2 separate regions of the Homo sapiens genome follow, and region 1 is linked to region 2. A link is a loop called in an ENCODE intact Hi-C map of the cell type or tissue named here. Cell type or tissue: thyroid gland. All regions are shown on one strand. Each heading gives the region's core, and the rest is flanking DNA. Links, peaks and the distances in the headings are about the cores only.

The links. Hi-C counts contacts between places; a loop is a spot of excess contacts. Peaks named below come from ENCODE experiments on the same cell type or tissue, not always from the same donor. Only the 100,000 strongest peaks of a DNase experiment are listed, where the experiment ranks them.
Region 1: a loop joins it to region 2, with 4 times the contacts of the local background. A loop is called at or near these places in 101 of 110 quality-filtered maps.

The regions. Positions count from the first base shown.
Region 1 is chr5:150,570,308-150,574,689 of GRCh38, reverse strand. No RefSeq gene overlaps it. Among named protein-coding and RNA genes, the nearest start is that of NDST1, 64 kb to the right of the region's middle. RefSeq lists an enhancer at 1-796. In thyroid gland, for the core only: no CTCF peak of the experiment used is centred there; no DNase peak of the experiment used is centred there.
Region 2 is chr5:150,650,185-150,654,566 of GRCh38, reverse strand. SYNPO (synaptopodin) reads right to left here. Exons shown (of 3, transcript NM_007286.6): 2 at 4,264-4,382. Among named protein-coding and RNA genes, the nearest start is that of MYOZ3, 8.9 kb to the left of the region's middle. RefSeq lists an enhancer at 2,449-2,950. In thyroid gland, for the core only: no CTCF peak of the experiment used is centred there; no DNase peak of the experiment used is centred there; H3K27ac peaks cover 451 bases.

The sequences.
Region 1 (4,382 bases), core at 211-4,210, 80 kb after region 2:
TTGAGCAGTTACTAGGTGCTGCACCTGGGTGTTTCATGCATAATCTCATCTAATCCTCCTTTTATGATTGTTTTCATTTATGTAGAACAAAACTATGACTCAGAAAGGGTAGGCAACCAGGCCACGGCCACACAGCCAGGGAGAGGCAGAACTGGGATGCGACGCTGCAGATGGAACAGCTCCTGCTGTTGCCTCAACTCCACCCACCCTGTGTCCTGTAGAGGGAGCACCATTTCCCACAGGGGTGGGTGGCACTGGGCAGCCTGCCTGGGGGAGCAGAGAGTGCCTTCTCCTCGGGCCTTCAGTGGACGGAGCTGTCTCCCTCACTGGCAACCCTGCTCAGCCTCCCTTCCCTCCCACAGAGCCTCCGAAGGCCCCATCCCAAGGGCCCAGGACCCGTGTCCTCCTCCCTGCCACTCTCCCAGCACCCACCAAGCCTGGCTCCTGGGTGTCTGAGAAATTATGGGAGGGAGTGAGAAAACATCAAGGGAGGGCCCTAACCTTGTCACGCCTCTCCTCACTGAGCCATCATGGCGGTCCTGTCATGTGGGGTAAAGTACAGACTCCTGTAACCCCTGCTGCACCCCTGCCCCTAACCTCCACCCTGCAGACTAAGGCTTTCAGCTCCTCCGCGGCGCTGGCTCTGTCTCTCATCTCCAGGCCGTGCTCATCTTTCCCCCTGCCTGGGACCCTCTCCTTTTCCACCCTGGCTAACTTGTGGTCCGAGCCCCATGCACTAGGATGACTGTGTGAAGCCCCTCCGTTCCCCACCCACCCCCTAGAACAGCCCCTGGAGCACTTCTGGGAGCAGAGCTCTGGGACCTCTGGGAGTTGCTCCAATTTCAGAATCCATTTCTGCAGAGGAAGGACTGCATCCTCTTTCCTCTGTTGGAGATGGGGACATCACCTTTGCAGACTGGTTTTCTCTCGTTCCTCTTCAAATTCAACTATCTGCAGAGCCGCGGGGGCTGCACTCACATGCCCACATGGGTGTCACTTATCAAGCTATGCTCCCAGCCTTTCAGTGGTTCTCTGAACTCAGCTGAGACCATTTCTAGAGGACTGTTTAAAGAATAAGGCATCCTGCTGTCTTCTACATAGATTAGGATGTCCCCCTCAAGCTGACTTGGCCCAGCTAAGAACCAGGTGAGCACAGCTTATTGGGTGCTCCCCCCACCCAGGGTCTCCCTGACCCCCCTGTCCTTTGGTATGATGGGTCAGCGAGGGCCATTAGGGAAACAGCCCTGTGGAAATAACTATAAACACGCTCAAAGGTTAAGCCACAAAAATGTTCCGCATAGCTTTGTTTATGATACTAAAAAATATCTAGAATAACCCACATATTCAACAATTAAATAAAGTGCGATACATCCATAAAATGGAATTCCATAAAGAGGGTTATTTAACAACACCGAGAGATGGTCACAATTTATCTGTAAGTGAAAAAAGCAGATTATAACATCTTATGTTGGAAGAGGAAAACCTCCAGGCAGTTCAGTGAACGAAACTGAGGGGTGTAGAATGAGGGGTGCTTCAGGGTGCAGACTTGGAAGCTGGAGGCCCGGGTCCTCCGGCAGCCTCTGCCCCCTTGCAGCCAAAAGACTTTGGGCCATTCACCAAACCTAAAAAGCTAGAGGTGGCCATCTGTACAATTGGGATAATATTGTACATACAGGCCGGGCGCGGTGGCTCACGCCTGTAATCCTAGCACTTTGGGAGGCCGAGGCGGGTGGATCATGAGGTCAGGAGATCGAGACCATCCTGGCTAACAAGGTGAAACCCCGTCTCTACTAAAAATACAAAAAATTAGCCGGGCGCGGTGGCGGGCGCCTGTAGTCCCAGCTACTCGGGAGGCTGAGGCAGGAGAATGGCGTGAACCCGGGAAGCGGAGCTTGCAGTGAGCCGAGATTGCGCCACTGCACTCCAGCCTGGGCGACAGAGCGAGACTCCGTCTCAAAAAAAAAAAAAAAAAAATATTGTACATACAGACATACTAGCCACTTAGCACACTGTGTGTGGCCTGCGACAGACATACAGACTAAGCATGCAACAGACATTATAAACATCACGTATGGGCTTAATTCCATATTATGGGTGATTTTCATTTTCTTACATTTGCCTATTTGTATTTTTTTTTTTTTTTTTTTGAGACGGAGTCTCGCTCTGTCACCCAGGCTGGAGTGCAGTGGCGCAATCTCGGCTCACTGCAAGCTCCGCCTCTTGGGTTCACGCCATTCTCCTGCCTCAGCCTCCTGAGTAGCTGGGACTACAGGCGCCCGCCACCATGCCCGGCTAATTTTTTGTATTTTTAGTAGAGACAGTGTTTCACCATGTTAGCCAGGATGTTCTCATCTCCTGACCTCGTGATCCACCCGCCTCGGCCTCCCAAAGTGCTGGGATTACAGGTGTGAGCCACCGCGCCCAGCGCCTATTTGTATTTTTAAATTTTTCTGCGATGAATGTTATTAATTGTATTAACTTAAAAAGTAAAAGCAAACATGACCTTACAAGGAAACAGCCCAATGGAACTCATTCCTGTGTTAATAGCCAGCATGTTGTTAAGGACATTGCTTATTATGCTGCCCTAGTGAGATTTCCTGGGAGAAACTATGATCTGCTCTTGGAACCAGGAGGCTTTGCTGGTCACACTGGCTGCCTGTGGGCTTCAAACAGCTGTGTACCTAACCTCAATGCCCACTGTGACAGAATTATTTAAATAAACTATGACACAGCTCTACCATGTACACCAGTTTGTCATGTACATAGGAGAATATCTGAGAGATTTCCACCAAAGGGTTAGAAGTATTACTGGGGGACAGGAAAGAGGGGGACATTTGAGCCTTAAATTTTGTGCACTTCACTAATGATTGCAATTCTTTCACAATAATCTTGTATTATAATCAAAATAGAAATAACATAATTTGATGTAGTAGAGAAATATTTAATAACATATAAATATGTTGACAATTTATTATGATTTAAAAGAGTTTGTAGGCTGGGCGTGGTGGCTTATGCCTATAATCCCTGCATTTTGGAAGGCCAAGGCGGGTGGATCACTTGAGGCCAGGAGTTCAAGATGAGCCTGGTCAACATGGTGAAACCCCTCTTTTTCTTTTTCTTTTCTTTTTTTTTTTTTCGAGATGGAGTCTTGCACTGTTGCCCGGGTTGGAGTGTAATGGCGCAATCCTGGCTCACTGCAACCTCCACCTTTCAGGTTTGAGTGATTCTCCTGCCTCAGCCTCCTGAGTAGCTGGGATTACAGGTGCCCGCCACCATGCTCGGCTAATTTTTTATATTTTTAGTAGAGAAGGGGTTTCACTATGTTGGCCAGGCTGGTCTCAAACTCCTGACCTTGTGATCCGCCCACCTCAGCCTCCCAAAGTGCTGGGATTACAGGCAGGAGCCATTGTGCCCGGCTGTGAAGCCCCCTCTTTACTAAAAATAGAAAAATTAGCCAGGCATGGTGCCACACACCTGTAGTCCCAACTACGTGGGAGGCTGAGGCATGAGAATCTAACCACTTGAACTCAGGAGGTGGAGGTTGCAGTAAGCCAAGATTGCAACGCTACACTCCAGCCTGGGTGACAGAGCAAGACTCTGTCTCAAAAAATAAAAATAAAAATAAAGGAGGTTTGTAAAATACAGTGTATGCATATTCTCCTTTCTGCAAAAACAACTTTATATATCAGACAGAAAGGAAATGTCCTAAAATGTGAAACATGATTATCCAGGGTGGTGGGATACAGACATTTAGATTTTCTTCTTATGTGTCTGTATGTTCTAAAGTTTCCACAATAGAGATTTATAACTCTTGTGATGAAAGAAAAAAATGCATTTTCTTAAAAGGAAAGATTTGGCCCCAACTCTCCCCTGCCTTGAGTGCCTAAGTCACGGCAAACTCATTCTTAGCCTTCTCGCCTCCTCGCTCCTCACCTAGGCGTGTCTGTTTCCGTATGGGCCACCTTGCTGTCCTTCCTGTGTCCTTGTAAAGGGCCTGAAATCCTCGTTAGAACCAGGCAAGGCAGAAGCCAGGACACAGGCCCAGCCCACTGCTCAGCGTCCAGTGGTCCCCCAACCACCCGCCGCCGCCTCCTGGGGCATTGTTCTCATTAGTGGGGATGCAAAGCAGACCCAAAGGCGGAACTATAAACACCAGAGGCAGAGACCCATAAACAGCTGGGTAACCAACTCCAGCTGTGCAGATGGGCCCTGGCCACACTGGGGGGCAGATGGGGGCTGGGAATTGCCCTTTGCCTGTCCTCCTTAGGCCATGAGCTGCCAGGAGCCGGGTGGGCACCACTAGTTAGAGAACTGGAGGGTGGAGGGTCTGCACAAACCTAAGTGAGATTACATGCAAGTGAGCAGGAGTCTGGGGGCCAAGG
Region 2 (4,382 bases), core at 205-4,204:
CCATACCTGTTTCCTATGTACTTAAGGACTTTCAGTCTACAAACTTCATTCTCATCCTTTATCTCATTAGGTTTTCACAACAGACTAGTGAGGTAATTAGCATTACCACACCCATTTTACAAATGATGAAAATGAAGCTCAGAGGTGTAAATAACAATCTAGTGTGTTCTGCCCCACCAGGAAGTGTGTGTGTGTGTGTGTGTGTGTGTGTGTGCTGCTCAAAGGCTACATGTTTAAGCGGTTTGAACTGGTTTGAAAGTGGAGGGCTTGGGAATCCCTGCCTAACATGTATCTCCTGAACTTTCCAACTGTTCACCCAATCAGATTCCAGCAATAACCAGTCCACCTTGCCATTTAATCCAATCCAAATTCACTAGCAGTCATCCACCAGAGTTCAGAGCTAGCCAGTCCATTCCATGCTTCCTACCCGATCAAAATCTAGAACCATCCAAAGATTTATTCTTTCATCCAATCAGTGATCAGCCATAACCAAGCCAGTCATCCTCTCATCCAACTGAGAGTCTTCTAATTCCTCCCAATCCAAAGGAAATAGACACCAATTGTATGTTTTATCCAAACAGAATGTAGCAGCTGCTAGATGAGCCCAGACTCCAAACTGGAGCCCTTTAACCTAAAGAAGAATGTTATACAACAGCCTGAGCAGGACATTTTTCATGGGATACTAATGCTGGAGTGACCCTTAGAGACTCCCTAGGGACATCCAAGCTCCCAGTCATCAAGCTGAAAGTTAAGGCTCAGCCTGGGATCCCACTGTTTTCTTCCCAGGGTCAGAATTGTGTATACATGAGCCAGAGACACTGGGAGCTTCTCTGTGCCAGTGGAACATCCCAGTCAGGCTGGCCGCAGAAGGCAGACCCCACAGTTTAGGGAGAGGAGCTGGGAGGAAGGTCCCAGCTCCAGGGCTAGAAGAGGAGGGCTAGGGCCAAATGCCAAATCAGGGTGGGCTCTGGCATGACCCAACACCTGACCACAGTGCCACCCTGAGCAGGGAGGTAGGGCCTAGAGTTCATGACCCAAGCCAGTCAATAACCACCCAAGGCAGCGGAACCTGGGGTCTTCAGCCAGGAGAGTAGGCTGCACAGGAGAGCTATGATAACTACCTAAAAATCTCTAAAGCATTGTTTCTGCCTTTGGTGGCCACAAGGGGAATGCTGAGGCCAACAAGTGGAAGAAATAACAATTCAGCCAAGACTACAAAACAGAAGGGCTCAAACGGGATTGAATGTTGAGGGCAGTGGTAAGCAGATCCCCATCATCTGGAGATGGGCCAGAGCCTGACCTCACCCTAACAGCCATGCCTGGGCACTGACTCTGTGTGTATGTTTTTGAGTCGGGGGTGTGCACAGTACGAAAAGGCTGCAGGAAATCAGAACTGTTCACTTTCTGACAGAGAGCTCAATGCACCGTGCACACCAGAGCTCCTTGGGAATGCGGTGGGTGAAAATTCAAAAAGTAGCATCCACTCAACCCAACCCCAGACCCAAAGCAGGGCACATGTGTGGGGTGAATACATAAGTAGAACACAGTCAAACCTGGACTGTCGGAGACCAAATGGTCTCTGACCTCCTTCTGTAATCCTTTCACTGCACAGAAGGGGAAACTGAGGCCCAGAGATTGGAAGAGGTTGTCTGAGGTCACACACGAATCAGATGCAGACCTGGGGCTAGAACCCAGCTCTCCTGACCCTTGATGGCAGTTCTTTCCTCCCCACCAGGGGCAGAAACTCCATGCTTTTAGGATCCAGACAGTGAAAACAATGGCAAATGTGGGAAATGGCCAAATTTAGATAATGGGGAGCAGGGAGGGGACCTGAGGGAACTGGAGAGCGAATGCTGGCTAGAGGAATTTCTATTCCACTTGTAAAGAACCCAAACAAACCTCAACGAGAAGAGGTAGTGCATTTTCCCCAAAAATCCTCTAAAGTATTTTTGGCCAAACTCTGAGGGAAGGAAAGAACAAAAGGTTGCGATTTGCACAGGGTTCTGGCTCCCTGAGTGCTGTAGAGAGGAAGCCCTCATTTCCAACCCAGCACACGTCTGTACCAGTGCAGAACCAGACACACGGCAGGTGCAGGCAGCACGCAGGACACAGCCACACTTTCACACACAGTAATTGAGCAGGCCCACTCCACTTCCCAGGCTAGAATCAGGCAGGAGGAAGGGAACCCTGACCCCTAGCAGCACGGAAGAAAGAAAGAAGCAAGACGGATTTGAGGCAGAGTGTATTGAGAACATGAGAGAAAACAAAGTTGGGGGCAGAGCTCAGCCTGGCCGCAGGAGCTGCAGAATGAAGGGCGGGCTCTTCCATTGGTGGCCCTCAAGGGTAGAAGGGAGCAGGGGTCCAGGGCAGGGGCTTCACTCTGTTCTGGGAGAGGCCAGGCCTGAAGGAGCTGAGCTCACTCACAACTCCCCCACGCATACCCCCTCGATCTGTGTGAAATGAGCTCACTAAGAAGGCACCCCTGTTCCCATGGAGACAAGCCCAGAGCTCACAAAAACTGCAGGCTCAGCCCAGCATGGGCACTGCCTCCACCACCCCTTGCCCCACTGGGGAACCCAGAACTAGGGCTGGGAAAGAGAAGTGGGTGGTCCTCGGCCCCCAGCCTTGCGAAGCTTCCATCTGAATCCTGCCACTTGTGTCTGTATTCTCTCACCCCCCACAAAGCCTGGTTTGGTCGGGGGCTGTATCATATCACCTCCAAAAGTGTCAGAGGCGATGGGAAGTCTCCAGCTACCTGACTTAACACCCTCACTGTATGAATGTGGAAACTGAGACCTACAGACACACATGCAGTTGGTCTGTTAGAATCCAGGTCTCAAGTCCCAGATTTTCCTCAAAATTCTAAGATCTCCTCTGTCCCTTCCCACTGCACTGCTATGCACCTGCCCCAGCTCCTGCCATGCTCCTACTGTCCCCAGGCAATCCTGAGCCTAAGCCAGCCCAGCCCAGCCCAGCCCAGGCATCCCTTGGCCTCCTGCAGCAGCTCATTCCAACCCTTCCCTCACCAGGTCACCCTCACAGCCATCTAACGCCACCTGTCCTTTGGCAATAGCCCATTTCCTTTCTCTTTCTTCCCAGGGGACTGTCTTGTCACTTACAAGGCCTTTCTTCAAAGCACCAGCCTATCCTCTCAATCCTCACAGATTGTTACAGCTAGAAAAGCCCTCCTTGTATAAATGATAAAACTGAGGCCCAAAGAGAATGTGAGTGGGCCAAAGTCACACAGCAAATGAGAAGGTGACATGGGACCGGAACCCTCCTCTCCTGCCTCCCCCTGGGCCCCGTTCCACTGCGCTGAGGTGGCTTCTTTTAGTCAGGCAGATCTTGGTTGAATCTGAAGCCAAAACAGCCAATGGATACATGGCTAGGGGCCACCCTCCCTGTGGCACACCCACATCTGCACAGCCCCCTACAGGGCTCTCCTTCTCCTGGGGATCCCCTGGGACGTCCCCCACCCCTAGAGCGGTGACAGCAAGCCAGGTAGAACTGGGGCTGAGGCCTGGGCCCAGTGATCTCCCTAAAACAGAGCCAGGCCTCAGAGGGGGCAGGAAGAAAAGCGTCAGACAGCAGTGGTGGGCCGAGTCCGCAGCCAGCAGAAGGACCCTGGAGGGGAGCGCAGGCGGAGGCGAGGCAAAGCTCTCTGAAGCAGCGGAGAGGAAACGGTGTCCAGAAGGCAGAGGCAGAAGAGACAGGCCCATGGAGGTGAGAATCCAGCAACAGGAAGAAAGACGCCAGGAGCTTGAGCCTCAGGAGGGAGGCCCCCCTGGGGCAGCTGAGGAGGCAGACCCTCGGCTGGCTGACTCCACAGGCACTGGCAGGCTCTGTCTGCTCCAGAAGTCCCTGTTAGGATCCCCTTCTAGGCCACTCCCCCAGCAAGACGCTGGCATCAGACTCTGCATCCCTACAGCTCACAAAGGCCAGAGGATGCCCCTCTACCGCATCAGGGCTGCCAGACAGTTCTCTCTCCATGACCCTCCTCCCCGCTCAGACATGGAGTCCGACCCCTGTTGTAGTAGGGGAGGGGCGGCTTCAGCTCAGAGAGGGGAGGCGACTCGCCCAAGGTCACAAAGCCAGCTGGTGGCCGCATCTGACCTTGAACCATGGACTCCCCATTCTCCTCACTCAGCTCTGTGCCATTTCCTGCCACATCTGCTCTCCATCTGGCCCTCAAGGAGGGGAACTTGACCGGCAGTGGGACCCCCGTGGGGTTCGTTACTTGAAGCAGAAGGAAGGCTTCCACACCTGAGCCTCGATCCCGGCGTTCCGGGTAGAGAAGGAGGGCCTGGGGGCCTGCTTGGCTCGGGGAGACCACGCCCTGGAGGGAGACACGGGGGAGATGTCACCGCCGTAAGGAGGGCTCA